Regions from separate parts of the Mus musculus genome. Here region 1 is linked to region 2. A link is a contact called in ENCODE Hi-C or POLR2A ChIA-PET data. All regions are on one chromosome and are shown on one strand. Each heading gives the region's core, a stretch centred on a gene start or an enhancer-like site at or near the end of the contact. The rest is flanking DNA. Distances are from core to core; before and after follow the strand shown.

Region 1 (6,128 bases), core at 2,559-5,058, 62 kb after region 2:
CTGCATGCTGACCAGTGGTCAGTGTCTGGGTTAACACCATTGCTGAGAATTCAGCAATATGCTAATCTATGGGCATAGCAGTAAATCATTAGGACTTAGTTCAAGTTACACTCTAGAGCTCTAGTACTAAACCAGCATGGCACTGACATTTAAAAAGACATGTTACCCAGTGGAATAAAACTGAGGGCCCAGATATAAATAAATGAATACTCCTACATCCACCTGTTTCAGACCAAGAGTCAAAACAAAAATCACCGACTGGAAGAAAGATAGCATCCCCAAGAAGTGGTGATGGCCACCCTCCTTCTTCTTCCTTTTTTCCCTCCTTCTCTCATTCCTTTTCCTCTCCTCTCTCCTCCTCTCCTTTCCCCTCCTTCTCCTCCTCTACCTCCTCTTCTTCTTCCTCTCCCCCTTCCTCCTTGTTTTCTCCTTCTTCCTCCTCTTCTTCCTCCTTCTCTCATTCCTTTTCCTTGCCTTCCTCCTCTTCTCCTTTCCACTCTTCCTCTTCATCCTCCTCCCTTTCCTTTTCCTCCTCCCCTTCCTCTTCCTCTTCCCCTTCCTCCTCCCCTCTCCTTTCTCCTCCTTTCCTTCCCATCCTTTTTTTGTGGTTGTTGTTGTTGTTCATTTGTTCTCTCAAAGTATAATAGACATACAGTAAAGTGGATTCTTTTTAGTTGAGTTCTGAACTTTTTGTAGTAGCTAATAACTACCACAAATAAGATCTACAAGAGCCCCAAGATCAAACTCTCCTTGTAAACTCTAAGCGTTTGCTGTGCACCTCTGTGGGACAACACAAGAGAAGTGTGCTCTTTGTGTTTCCTTTGTGTTCTATTTTGTTATGAGACAAGCTCTTGCAACATAGGCCAAAGTGACCTTGAGCTCAATACTGTAGCTCAGGCTGGCCTCAGCTCCCCACTGCTAAGATTACAAGCATGTGCTGCCTTGCCTTGTGGGGTTTTGCAGTCCTCTTATGCCATCTTGTTTGAGAACAGTGGCTGTCTTGGTAGAAAGCACTGGATTTGGGGGTAATGGGAGCTCTACCGCTTTCCTTCTCTCTGGGATGGTGACCCCTGAGCTTCCGGCTATTGCAGCAGCTTTCTGATGCCTCAGGAGAGATCTTATATTTTAGTCAAGTTTTTCAGCTGTCTCCAATCATAACATTGGGCTGTCCCAAGCTAGTCTCCTCTAGGCAGGTACCTCAGTTGGTCTATACACACTCAACAAGCTCATCAAAAGCCTGCTTCATATCAGGTTTTGTAACTGGTTCTAGAAAAGCCTTAGCAACTATGATAACTCCCGGTGTTTAGTCAGGGAGAGATCTTTGGAGTAAGACTATTATGGCTTACATTTCAACTCTATCATTATTAACTATGCAGCAATGATCCTGAATCTGTTTCTTTACTTTAAGATGGTGAACACTGAACAAGGTAACACATGCCAAGTCCCTTGGACATAGCAGACACTCAGTAAGCTCTAGACACTACTATGCAATATGTTATTATTTCTAATATACTCATCTCTTAGAAGTGTTAGGGATGGGATAGTACTGGGTGGTCCTGGAAGGAGAGTGAACTGGCCTTTTTTTTCACAGTTACAAGGTCTTCCACATGTGTTAGGATTCATAACACATCTCTTTCCCTTATTCCCTTAAAAGATCAAATAACTATATATAAACCAGATGAGTTGAAGATATCTTAAAAAACTATTCTTCAAGTGCTTTATATTGGGCTGAGGAACCGAGAGACCAGGATAGTTAAGCAACTCATTCAAGATCTGTCTGCTCATTGGTGTTTATGTAAATGCCCTAAAATTGTCCATTCCCTCCATTCTAACAGACTTCCAACTTCCATACTAAACTACACAAGCGAGGCAGAGACAAGTACTAATGTTTTATTTACCACTGACTCATTTTTGAATAAACTCCACAGATCTATTTTTAAATATTTTATTTTAATATCCATCTCCATGGGTACCTGATTCCCTGCCAACCGAGGCTGGAAGAGTTGCTTCCCGTTCCTTTCCCATTGTGAGCATCACGTCCTGTAGCTTTCCCTGCTCTGCAGGTCATTAGATAAATGTTCTGTCTTATCATCCACCACAAAAGACTGAATGGAACACATGTAAGACCACACGAAACACTCTTCATGTTCCCAAGTGTGTAGAAGTGCCTCTCAACCTTATCCACAACACAAAGTATCTGGTGTTCTTCTGGCCTCTTCTAGCATCTACCTAGACCCTCATGTCTCCTAGCAAAGATAGCACTTCTGAAAACACCTTCTGAGTGACCACCCCCAAATCCCGTGGGGACAGAGCAGTGTGGATGAGTTTCAGAATCACAAGCATACAAAAGTCCACACCAGTATTTGCTATTGGAACATTGTTCTCAGAGTTCTATGCAGGGGTCTTCTTCCATGAGCTGTACCTTCAGTCTAGCCATCTACTCTTCATTAAAGACCATCCTCCCCCATCGGTCTCAGTACATTTTCTGCTGCTAATAGAATGATGCAGGTTGGGTAATTTGTAAAGAAAAGAAATTGAGCTGGGTGTGGTGGCCCATGCTTCAGTCCCAGCACTCAGGAGTTCAGAAGCAGGTGAATCTCTGAATTTGAGGCCAGCCTGGTCTATATAATGAGTCCAGGTCAGCCAGGGCTGTGTAGAAAGACCATCAAAATCACACACACACACACACACACACACACACACACACACACACACACACACACACACACAGCACTTGGCTTCTCACAGTTTCTAAGGCTGGAAAAGTCAATACCAAGGTGAGGGCTTCTAGATCCTTTATGTTGTGTGTGATACCAAGTGTTCTGGTCTCTCTTTCTCAGAAAGCCACTGATTCCATCATGATGGCCCTACCATGGTGACCTGGTCTATTCTTGATTATTAGGCTCCCAAAACTCCATTCCAAATTCCATGTGAATTTGGGGATTAGGTTTCCAGTGTATGGACTTTGGGGAGAACTGACATGATCAAACTAGACTACTAACCCTACCTACTCCAGTAGCCTCTATAACATCCTGTTGTTTAGTTTACTTAATCAAAAGTATGCATTGGCTTTAGTTGAGCAGCATGTAAGCTCCATGAAAATAGACTCTCTGTTCATCATCACATTCCTAGTCCTGGAGCAGAGTACTCACTCAATAAGTAAGCAGACTGTGGCTTCAGACAAACCTATCCTGCTTTGTCAACCTCTGGTTTGAGTACTGGCTTCACTACTTCCTAACTGGAAGTGACAAGGAGTCATTAGGCTTGGTGGCCTTAACTTACCACTTAAACACAGCGAACTTTTAAATCCTTATCCTACAAGGTTTTTATAGTGATCAAATAAAGTACAAGTGTGTGATGTGCTAACACAATTCTTAATAAATAATAACTATTACTGTTACTTTCATATAATGAGTACAAAGGATATTATGGATCAAGTATTATTTGCTAGAAATAATAATGTTGACATTCCGGGTCCTAATTCAGCAGTGGAAGGTAACATGTTAAATTAATTCTTCAACTGGTACTTCATGCTGGATAAAGTATCAGCCAATTTTATTAAGTTCCCTAATTTAACCTTTCCAATGGCTCCTTGTTGCAGCAAGACATTACCTGAAACCCTTTCGTGGTATCCATTTGGAAATATTTTGAGTCTGATGACAAGGAGACAATCTCTCCTTTCCTGTCATTACACCCTGGTTCTCCCATAGTGAAAGTTTTCGTGTATAACCCATTTCTCCCCATGCCTGGGTAGATGCTTAATTCAAAGGAGCAATAAATAGCGCCTGGCTGTTTGCCACCAGCTTGCTAGGGACTGGGGAAGGACGACAGGCTCATTCGCCATGTGTCTAGCTCCCTCCCTCCCTTCCTTTACCTCAGTCTTTTCCTTCCTTAAGTACGTCTGGTCTAGACTCAGCTTGGTCTGCAGAGAGCTTGGCAAGGGTTTCAGAGCAGGGTCAGCCAGAATGTCTGTGCTTGGCACTGCACGGTCGGCTCTGGCTAGAAGTGATAAGGTGAGGGATGGTTCCCACGGACAGGGATTGCCTTGAAACAGAGTAGAAAATCCACTCATTTCTCATCTGCAGACCTGCAACCCGAGCACAAAGGGAAAGGCTTCTCTCCCAGTTCTTTTGTTATTTGCTTTGTTTTTCTGTCTCACTCTCAGGACAGTGCACACGCATGCACGCACGCACACAAGGACACTAGGACAAAAAAGGATTTTCCACCTACATTTAGCATACTTCTTTCCCTAGTTTCCTTTTACTCACTCCCTTTTTCAAAAAGTAAGAATGCTGAATATATTAGGAACAGAGAAAAAGAAAGTAGGCAAATAAATGTCGGTCCTGTCAGAGTAGGTGTATGGCCACACATCCTTCTCTGCCTTTACATTTAGGATAACATGACATTTACTTTCTTCAAAATGAAAATGTATGATAATCCCCCCATATACATACATACATACATACATACATACATACATACATACATACATACATGTGGGGGCTTATTCTTATGTATGTGGTACACTGTGGAAGTTGGTGGACAACCTTCCTGTCAAGTCCCACCTTTCCACCATCTTTGACCAGGGTTCAGCAGGCAAGCTGGACAGGCAGTTCGTGGAGATTCTCCTGACTCCAACTCACATGCCCCTGGGCTTACAGACTTTGGGATACTGTCTCTACCTTTATGTGGATTCTGGAGACCTGAACTCAGGTGGTCTAGCTTGTATTCAGCAAGCACCTTTACCTGCTGAGCCATCTCCCCATGCACAATAGCTATTTCTAAACCAGGCCTATGTTCTTCCTTCAGCACTCGACTAATGATGGTACCTGAGGGAGAATCGATATCTGAAATGTGCATTCTAGAGTTGGGGGGATGGCTCAGTGGGTAGCTCACTTGCCTCCAAGCCTGAGGTCTCATGTTCAGTCCCCAGAACCTGCACAGTAGAAGGGGATGACTACAAGTGCCCTCTGACCTCCACTCTACACTGTGGCACACACTCAGAGAATAAATAATAAATAAATATACAAGAATGAATGAATACTCTACATTGACTATAGGTAATTATACTTAATTATTCAATCTTCCATTTTCTTCCAGATAGTCAATAACAGATTTCAAGATCATCAAATCCAACCCACGGGGGTGGACAGTCAAAGGTTCAGAAGTAGACACCTGACTGCTTCTGTGTAAGTAGAGTTTGTTGCTTTGGGCTCTGCTTATAGTACTTATATAACCTCTCTGCCTGATTTGCTGAATTCTTGCATTTAAAGTTATCTCATAAAAACCCCAGCCCTGCTTGCTACTCCTCTTCTTGTTTAGTTAGCACTCAGTGAATCTGATCGACTTTATCAAGGTTTTGAGGAATACTTTCCTGGTTTATAATCTGACTTTCTGTTATTTCTCTTTCTTATACATGTAATTTGTTTGCTTGTTCCTGATACAAGCCCTGGCTAGCCTGGAACTCACTTTGTAGACCAGGCTAACCTTTAGCTCACAGAGATCTGCCCGCCTCTACTCTCAAGTGCTGGGATTAAAGGTGTAAGCCACCGTGTATAACTTCATGTGTGATTTCTTAAGACACATGAACTGTTCACTAACTATGACTGATACTGTAGTCTTAAGGGACTAAAGAGGATGCCTCTGCCTCACCTAAGCTCATCGTTGGGAAAAGGCTAGCGATTTCAGGAGTAATGGATCACCTACCCTTTCAAACAAGTGGCTCGCTCACTCTTCTGTTGCTGTAATAAACCAAGGTCAAAAGCAATGAGTAGATAAAAGTGTTTATTTTAGCTCACAGTTCGGGAGAGGTCAGAGTCCATCATGACAGGGAAACGTAGCAGCAGGCAGCAGGAACAGGAAGCAGAGAGATCACATTTCAAGGGTAACAAACTGGGAGGTGAGCCTGAAATGGGGTTGATATGCAACCCTTCAAAGACGCCCTCCAGCAGCAAGGTTCCACATCCTAAAAGTTCTATAGCCTCCCAAACAACATCACCAGTGACTATGTGACTATAGGGCATTTCTTATTTAAACCACCACAAGTCTACCAGTAGAAGCAGCCACTCGAGGAGCACAGAAGGGCTTTTCTAAGATAGGGTGTGGAAAACAAAGGAAATGGAGGGGGG
Region 2 (6,407 bases), core at 3,494-5,993:
TCTCCTCATATATCAGTTTCTTCATTTGTGTGTTGTTTATTATGTTTCATATTCTGTTAAAATAGAATTCACCTATCATTTTTCCTCACCATCTCCAGTTTCATTGTTTACCCAGTTTATTGTAGTGTAGGGTAAAAATTTTGCATACAAATTTATTGTGCCTGCATAATTGAGATCTCACATTTCATATATTAGCTGTTTCTCATCTGATTTCAATACTTCTATTACTGTTTTTTGCATGTGTCCTTGGGTCTGCATATAGGTTTTCTACTTTATTCTATTAAGTTGTTTGCCTAGTTTCATGCCTGTAGGACCCACTTTAACTGGAACCACTCTGTGACGATCACATTGGTGATTCTGAGATCTCTGCTTTTCAGATTTGCTATTATTTTGTTACATTTTTATAAAATATATCATTTGGGAATTTAATTGGCGAAGTTAATTATATTTTTATATCATTACAACTTTGAGGTTTGTCATTTGTGAAAATGGTCTGTATTACCATTTGTTGTTTGTAAGTGTTTGCTGCTTTCTGTTTTGTTTCTGGGACGAGTTTTTACTATGTAACCTTGGCTGGTCTCAGTTATGTAAATCAGGCTGGCCTTGAACTCACAAAGATCATCTGCCTCTGCTTCCCAAGTTCTGGGACTAAAGTGTCCAGCTTAATATGTGTGTTTTATGGCATTAAATTAGTTTTGGGAACTTTTAAATGCATTTTTTATGTATTTAACTACATTAATCCAGGATAACATATACTATACAAACAGCATGTTTTCCCATTTTAAAAAATTAGAGCTGGCTGGTTATGGGTGCTCTAGATTCTTGTGCCCTGAATTTTGCTAAGTTCTTTTTATCAATGATAAATTTGAAGATCTTGTGGTAGATAATCTTGGTTGTCAATTTGACATACCTGGGAAGAGGGAATCTCAATAGAAGAATTGCTTCTATCAGATTGATTCAAAGGCATGTCTGTGGACATGATTGATTGATGGAGGAGGGCCTAGCCCACTGTAGGGGTGCCATCCCTAGGTAGGAGGTGGGCCTGGACTGTATAACCAGGGTAGTTTAGCAAGCAGGTAAGCAGCATTCCATTGTGGTCTTGGCTTCAATTCCTGCCTTCAGGTTCCTGTTCTTTCCAGCCCTGGATTCCCTGTGTGATGTCCTATAAACTCTAAACTAATTATGCCCTTTCCTCCCTGCTTTTGTCCACGTTTTATCAAGGCAACAGAATGTAGACTAGAATGATTCTCTTCCATTTTCTACACAAATAACCTTATTACAGCAAATGAGACCTGATTTTGTTTTTTTGTTTTGTTTTGTTTTGTTTTGTTTTGTTTTGTTTTGTTTTGTTTTACACTACCCCAATGGCTCACTCTTCTCTTTCATAAAAGGGACAGTGGTGATTCTTGTCCTTTTAGTAGTTGTAATGGAGTCACTTTTAACATGCCCTCATGAAACATGATATGCTGTATATATTACTGATAGATGTCTCTTAGGGTGTTCATAAAGATTTTATTCTCAGTTTTCTTAGAAATTTTCTATGAATAATTATTAATTTATTTACATTTTTCTACAAATAAATATTAATGATTTTCCTTTTTAAACACTTCGGATTTTGGACCCCTTCTGCATTCACTGTCTTTTATACTATTGGGTGAAATTTGATACTTTTTCAACGTTAATTTTGTAAGTGCAGTTAGCCACTCTAAATTTCCACTCTCTGTCCTTTTGAGGATATATCTCTGCGTGTACTTTGTGTGTACACTTTGTGATTTAATTTCTATGACAAGACTCTAATTTTATAAGCTTGGGAGTCTGGAAAGATTTCATTTGACCAAAAGAATGTGGGAAGGAGTATTCAGCCTTAAAAAAAAATTCTTGTCTGTTCAATAAAGTATATTTCTTATAAATTAAAATCTTGTCTATTTTTTTTATGAACTAAAGGGAGTAGATTCCTGTTTTGAATGAAAAAACAAAAAACACAGCCTGCTTTTACTTTTCAAAGTCAAACCACAAACAAAATATAGTTACAGATGCTGATCAATTTGACAGCAAGCTCTAGGAACCAAAGAAGAAAAGAATGTATAAGGAGTCATGAAAATGTTTCTAAAAGTCTCTTTACATCCATTATGGTTGACTAAGTCCTGTGATAGACAAGCTGTTCTGTATCTGGGATGATACCATTGGGAAATATATTCCACAGGAATGTCCTATATAAACTCTGTGTGTGTGTGTGTATACATACATTTATATATACACACAAATGTATAAATTGGAAAAATTAAATACAATGGAAGTGAAATTCCCATGGAAGAAATTAGGCAACATATAAACATGTTTCTTCATCACTTTTCTTTTTAACATTTCTGTTTTCTTTTAATGACAAAGAAAGATTGTTTTCTCTATCGTGATGTATTTATATAACATGTGTTGAATCTATAGTTCGTCTACAGCAGTTCTACTACAGATATGTAAAGTGAGCTTCATGGCTCTCCATGTGCTATACTGCATATATGAAATGTCTAGAATTTATCTAGAGAAGCCTACTTCTTTCCCCCAAAAGGCATAACCCAAAACATTCGGCTATTTATCTTCTATAAACCACACAGCTCGTTCATCCCTTCCATGTTTCCTGTTGATAGTATTTCCCCCTGTCATAGCACAACTTCTCTTTCCTCTGGAAAGCTGGTCCTTAAAAAGAAAACCATAAAGACAACAACAAAATATAATCCTCATGGACTACAAAATGTCGCCCTGCTGCCGGTCACTCAAGAGGCATCCCTGGTGTAAGTGGAGAGTATGTTGCTCAGGCTGCCTTCTGCCCCAGTTGTGGATAATAGCCCTTTCACACAGCCCTCCCTAATCCAGCCTTGAGTTCATGCACCCAGAAAAATCCCTGGGCAGAGGTCGTATCGATATGATTGAGATGTTTGCAGAAACTCATGTCTGTCTGCTATTGTCTTCAAGTTCAGTCTTTTGCCAGACTAAGAAGCTTGACTCTGTCTTTCAACCTGTCCAGCCAGATACAGGGTTTCCCCAGCTGCCAAACTGGCTATGATCCAAAAAGTTTATTTTCAAATCATTTATCTGGGATCAGAAAGAGGTTTCCCAAAAGAACAATTTTGAACATGGCTGTGCTCACCTGGTTGAGCTACAGTGAACTTGAAATGCAACATTAACAGTGTGGTTCCCACCAACAAGTTATTTATCTTGTGTGTCTGGGAAAGTACTCTCTCAGTTCTGGTTCAAGGATGCTTTAAGTCCAACTCTCCCTGGACCCTGTAGTCTTTGCTGTAACTTTTTTTTAGAGCTGTTTAGTAGAAGAAAGCAAGAAACACAGAGGAGGTAAGTTACCTCCCTAAGAAGTGTAGGGGGTCCATGTAGACACTTCTGGGTGACTGGTTAATAACTGGGGGCTGGAGAAGAAACTCACCCATGTGGACCGACTGCTTCCCAAGCATTCTCAAGGAAGCACAAAGGGCGGGGGCTGTTTCCTGAATAGAGACAGCTTCTTTGTCAGATCATCATTAATAGAGAAAGGCTTTTTCAGTCAGACTGCATGTGTTGATTAAGCTTCTGGACTTGTAATTAGCCAGGGGAAATATTTAAAACTTCTTGGTCGGTGATGAGACAGTATCAGTAATGAAACATGGATTTCGTGCTAAGCCCCAGGTCTGACAAACAGTAAGTATTCCATTTTTTTTAAAAGCTAAGTACCGACTGAATGAGTTCCAAAGACTACAAGACCACAATTGGATGCATGTGTGGGCCAGTGACCTGCATTGTAACTCAGCATCTTTCAGGGCTCCCCTATCACTGGCTTTCTAGAATGTTCTAGGACATCTGTGTCACCTGTGAGAGCATATGTGTCTATCTATACCTGCCCCAAAGCAGGTCCTGGATCTCTCTATGTCCTTCTCTGCACATTTGTTTTTACACATTTCTAGTACAATCTCCTTGTTGCCAAGACAGAAGAAAGAAAGGAAGATGGGTGTTGGTAGGAAATGCCAATAAAGCTCTCTCTTAAGCCTAGGACTCTATCTGCTAGCTTCTGGCCTCACCTTTTTTTTTTTTCCTGGCCAACATTATGTACTAAAAAGACTGATACATTTTATTTATACTTTTTGTCAGTTGTTCCCATAACACACATAGACATATTCTAGGCTAGAACTTAGCCTGTGCAGCCAGCCGCCCTGCTTCTTATCCACTTCAGATTTTTAACTCGTATAATAATGTAAATTTATTTTTATAATGAAACTGCTTTGCAAAGAAATACACTATTACGGCTTCTTCGACTAAAATGTCTCCTCCCACCCCCAGCCTCACCCCTGTAAGTGTGTCTAACTGTCCACTTATTGTCTCGTGGACTGTACTTTCTTTTTAAAGCTCTATTTGTGTTCTACAAGACAGCCTCTTTCTCCAAGATTAACGTTTCTTATGATTGTTCCTGACAATGGATCTGCTTCCAGGAGGCCCTGCTTAGGATAACCAAAAAAGGGCATGGAGCCGGCTGGTTTTGGCAGCCTGCTCACGGTTTCAAGCTTTTTAGGACTTGGTTTTTCTGATGAGTGATATCCTGAGCATGCCTAGGGAATGACAGGCATCTGCACGGGCAGACAGCATCACCTTGGCTAGGGTGTCGTCATTGGCTGCCTATTAGAAAAACTACAGGACAATGCATACCACCGCCTGCTGACTGTAAACATAGGGGGTATGTGTTCACTTAGCATGGACTTCTGGGAGGGGCCAAGGAAGGGCGGTCTGCAGTTTTATTGAATAGAGCAGTGTGCATTAGGCTGCCTGCCTGCCTGCCTGCCTGCTTGCTCTCTTGCTGGGTTGCTTAAAGGAATCCCTGCTTTCAGACAGCAGGACATCCCTCCTTGGGAAGAAGTTGCTGCCCTAGAGGTAAGAGACAAAGTCTTTCTTTCTCCGCCTTCAGGGAAGCTGGGGCTGCTCTACAGGTTTCAGGCAACATTCCTGGCTAAGGCTGCTGGATATGCAAAATCTTTCAAGGCAGGCAACAGACCACGTAAATTCTCAAAGCCAGCGCCTGGACTTCCTGACCTGTTCCCAGAAGGTCAATGTGATGAAACTTCAAGTTTTGTTTATAGAGATGGCACAAACGGTGTCATCTCCTGGTGACAGGATCAGGGAGCACCAGCGCGTTTGCCCAGGATGCGCTTTTGTTCCAAGGGGGATGTGGTCTGTACCCGGAATCCTCAGGCCAGCAGCTGTGAGAGGATTCTGTCCCTTTAGCAGTTTCTTTCCCATCTTTGGTCAGCAGACATTTAAAGAGGATTCAGGTTTTAATTAAAAAAATAACATCAACGGCTTTTTACGTTGTTAAGACAAAGAATGTTTGTTTTGTTTTGTTGTGGGTTTGGGTTTTTGTTTTAAGCTAATTTTAAGCTAAGTAATGGGTTCCTCTTACTCTGCTACCAGGATTTTAGAAGTGGGATTTCAGAGATGTAAAGAAATAAGGTCAGAGTTCTACCACTAGCACCAACTCAGCGAGTGCCGCTCATCTGTTATTTGCTGAAATAGAAGATGCCTGCCCTGTTTGTTTTCTATAAACCGGAGCAGCAAGAGAATGTGTGCATGAGTGGGCGTGTGTGTAGAAATCATGGGTAACTGCCTACCAAAATATTTCTTGAGAAATCTTCATTTCTGTTGGAAAGTATGCCCCCCGAGGGTCTGAAAAGATAGGAGCTGGAGGAACGTTCCAGAAAGGAAGGAAAGGAGCTCTTATTTCCAAACAGACGTATTTGGGCATCTCAGTCAGTAGCGCAAGTTGGTAGTAGTCGGTAATTCCTTTTAGAAAGAGCCGATTGTAAAGGGTGGGGGAATTTCAGTGCCATGGCAATCCATGGTCAGAAACAGAGAGCAAAGAGCTTGGTATTCCCAGATCCCTGCTGGCAACGAGGCTCTGCGCGTGGGGCTGTAAATGGAAGCAGCACAGTCCCTTAGTGTTAGGCAAAACCAGACACGAGAACTAGAACTTACTGAAGACAAGGTGCCCTGCAGAAGAAGAGTAAGTCTGAGCAGTTAAATAATAATACTCATAGTAAGCTCTAGCGTTCCCAGGTGGCTGCTTCCATTTATGTTTGCCATAGACTGCGATGCCTTGAGGTTGGGACTTGCTAAGGAATCCTTGTGTTTAGAAGGGTGGGGATTTCTTGAGAAGTGACACGTGAGAACAGACTGCCCTGTGAGTTTCTTTCCCTGGAATGTCTCTGAGGAAGTGTGTAAGTGTGAGGGGAAGGCTGCAGGCAATCGTTTGCTCTGCTCGACTACTGTCCCTCCTCCAAAGACATCAAGTTCCAAACTTTGTACGGGGGGGTGGTGGTGGTGGTGGGGTTAATGTCAATGAAAACATGGAAAGCAATTTCTTTCTCAAGTATTCTCTA

What was found. A loop is a pair of places that touch in the nucleus more often than their neighbours do. ChIA-PET counts read pairs that join two places held with the same protein, here RNA polymerase II (POLR2A).
Region 1: POLR2A ChIA-PET joins it to region 2 with 15 read pairs in Patski. The contact joins the enhancer-like site here to the promoter of Cald1 in region 2. A Hi-C loop is called at or near these places in 2 of 37 maps with a recorded cell type or tissue (gastrocnemius and heart). POLR2A ChIA-PET finds 5 or more read pairs at or near these places in 1 of 5 experiments (Patski).

Annotation. Positions count from the first base shown.
Region 1 is chr6:34,657,028-34,663,155 of GRCm38, forward strand. Cald1 (caldesmon 1) reads left to right here. Exons shown (of 14, transcript NM_001347100.1): 2 at 5,101-5,189. Among named protein-coding and RNA genes, the nearest start is that of Gm13861, 6.2 kb to the left of the region's middle. Within about 2 kb of position 3,809, at least 1 of the 3 ENCODE cell types and tissues checked has a DNase peak (open chromatin) inside an H3K27ac peak, as active enhancers do; it is heart, where a contact is called at or near this core.
Region 2 is chr6:34,593,761-34,600,167 of GRCm38, forward strand. Cald1 (caldesmon 1) reads left to right here and starts at 4,744. Exons shown (of 14, transcript NM_001347100.1): 1 at 4,744-4,905.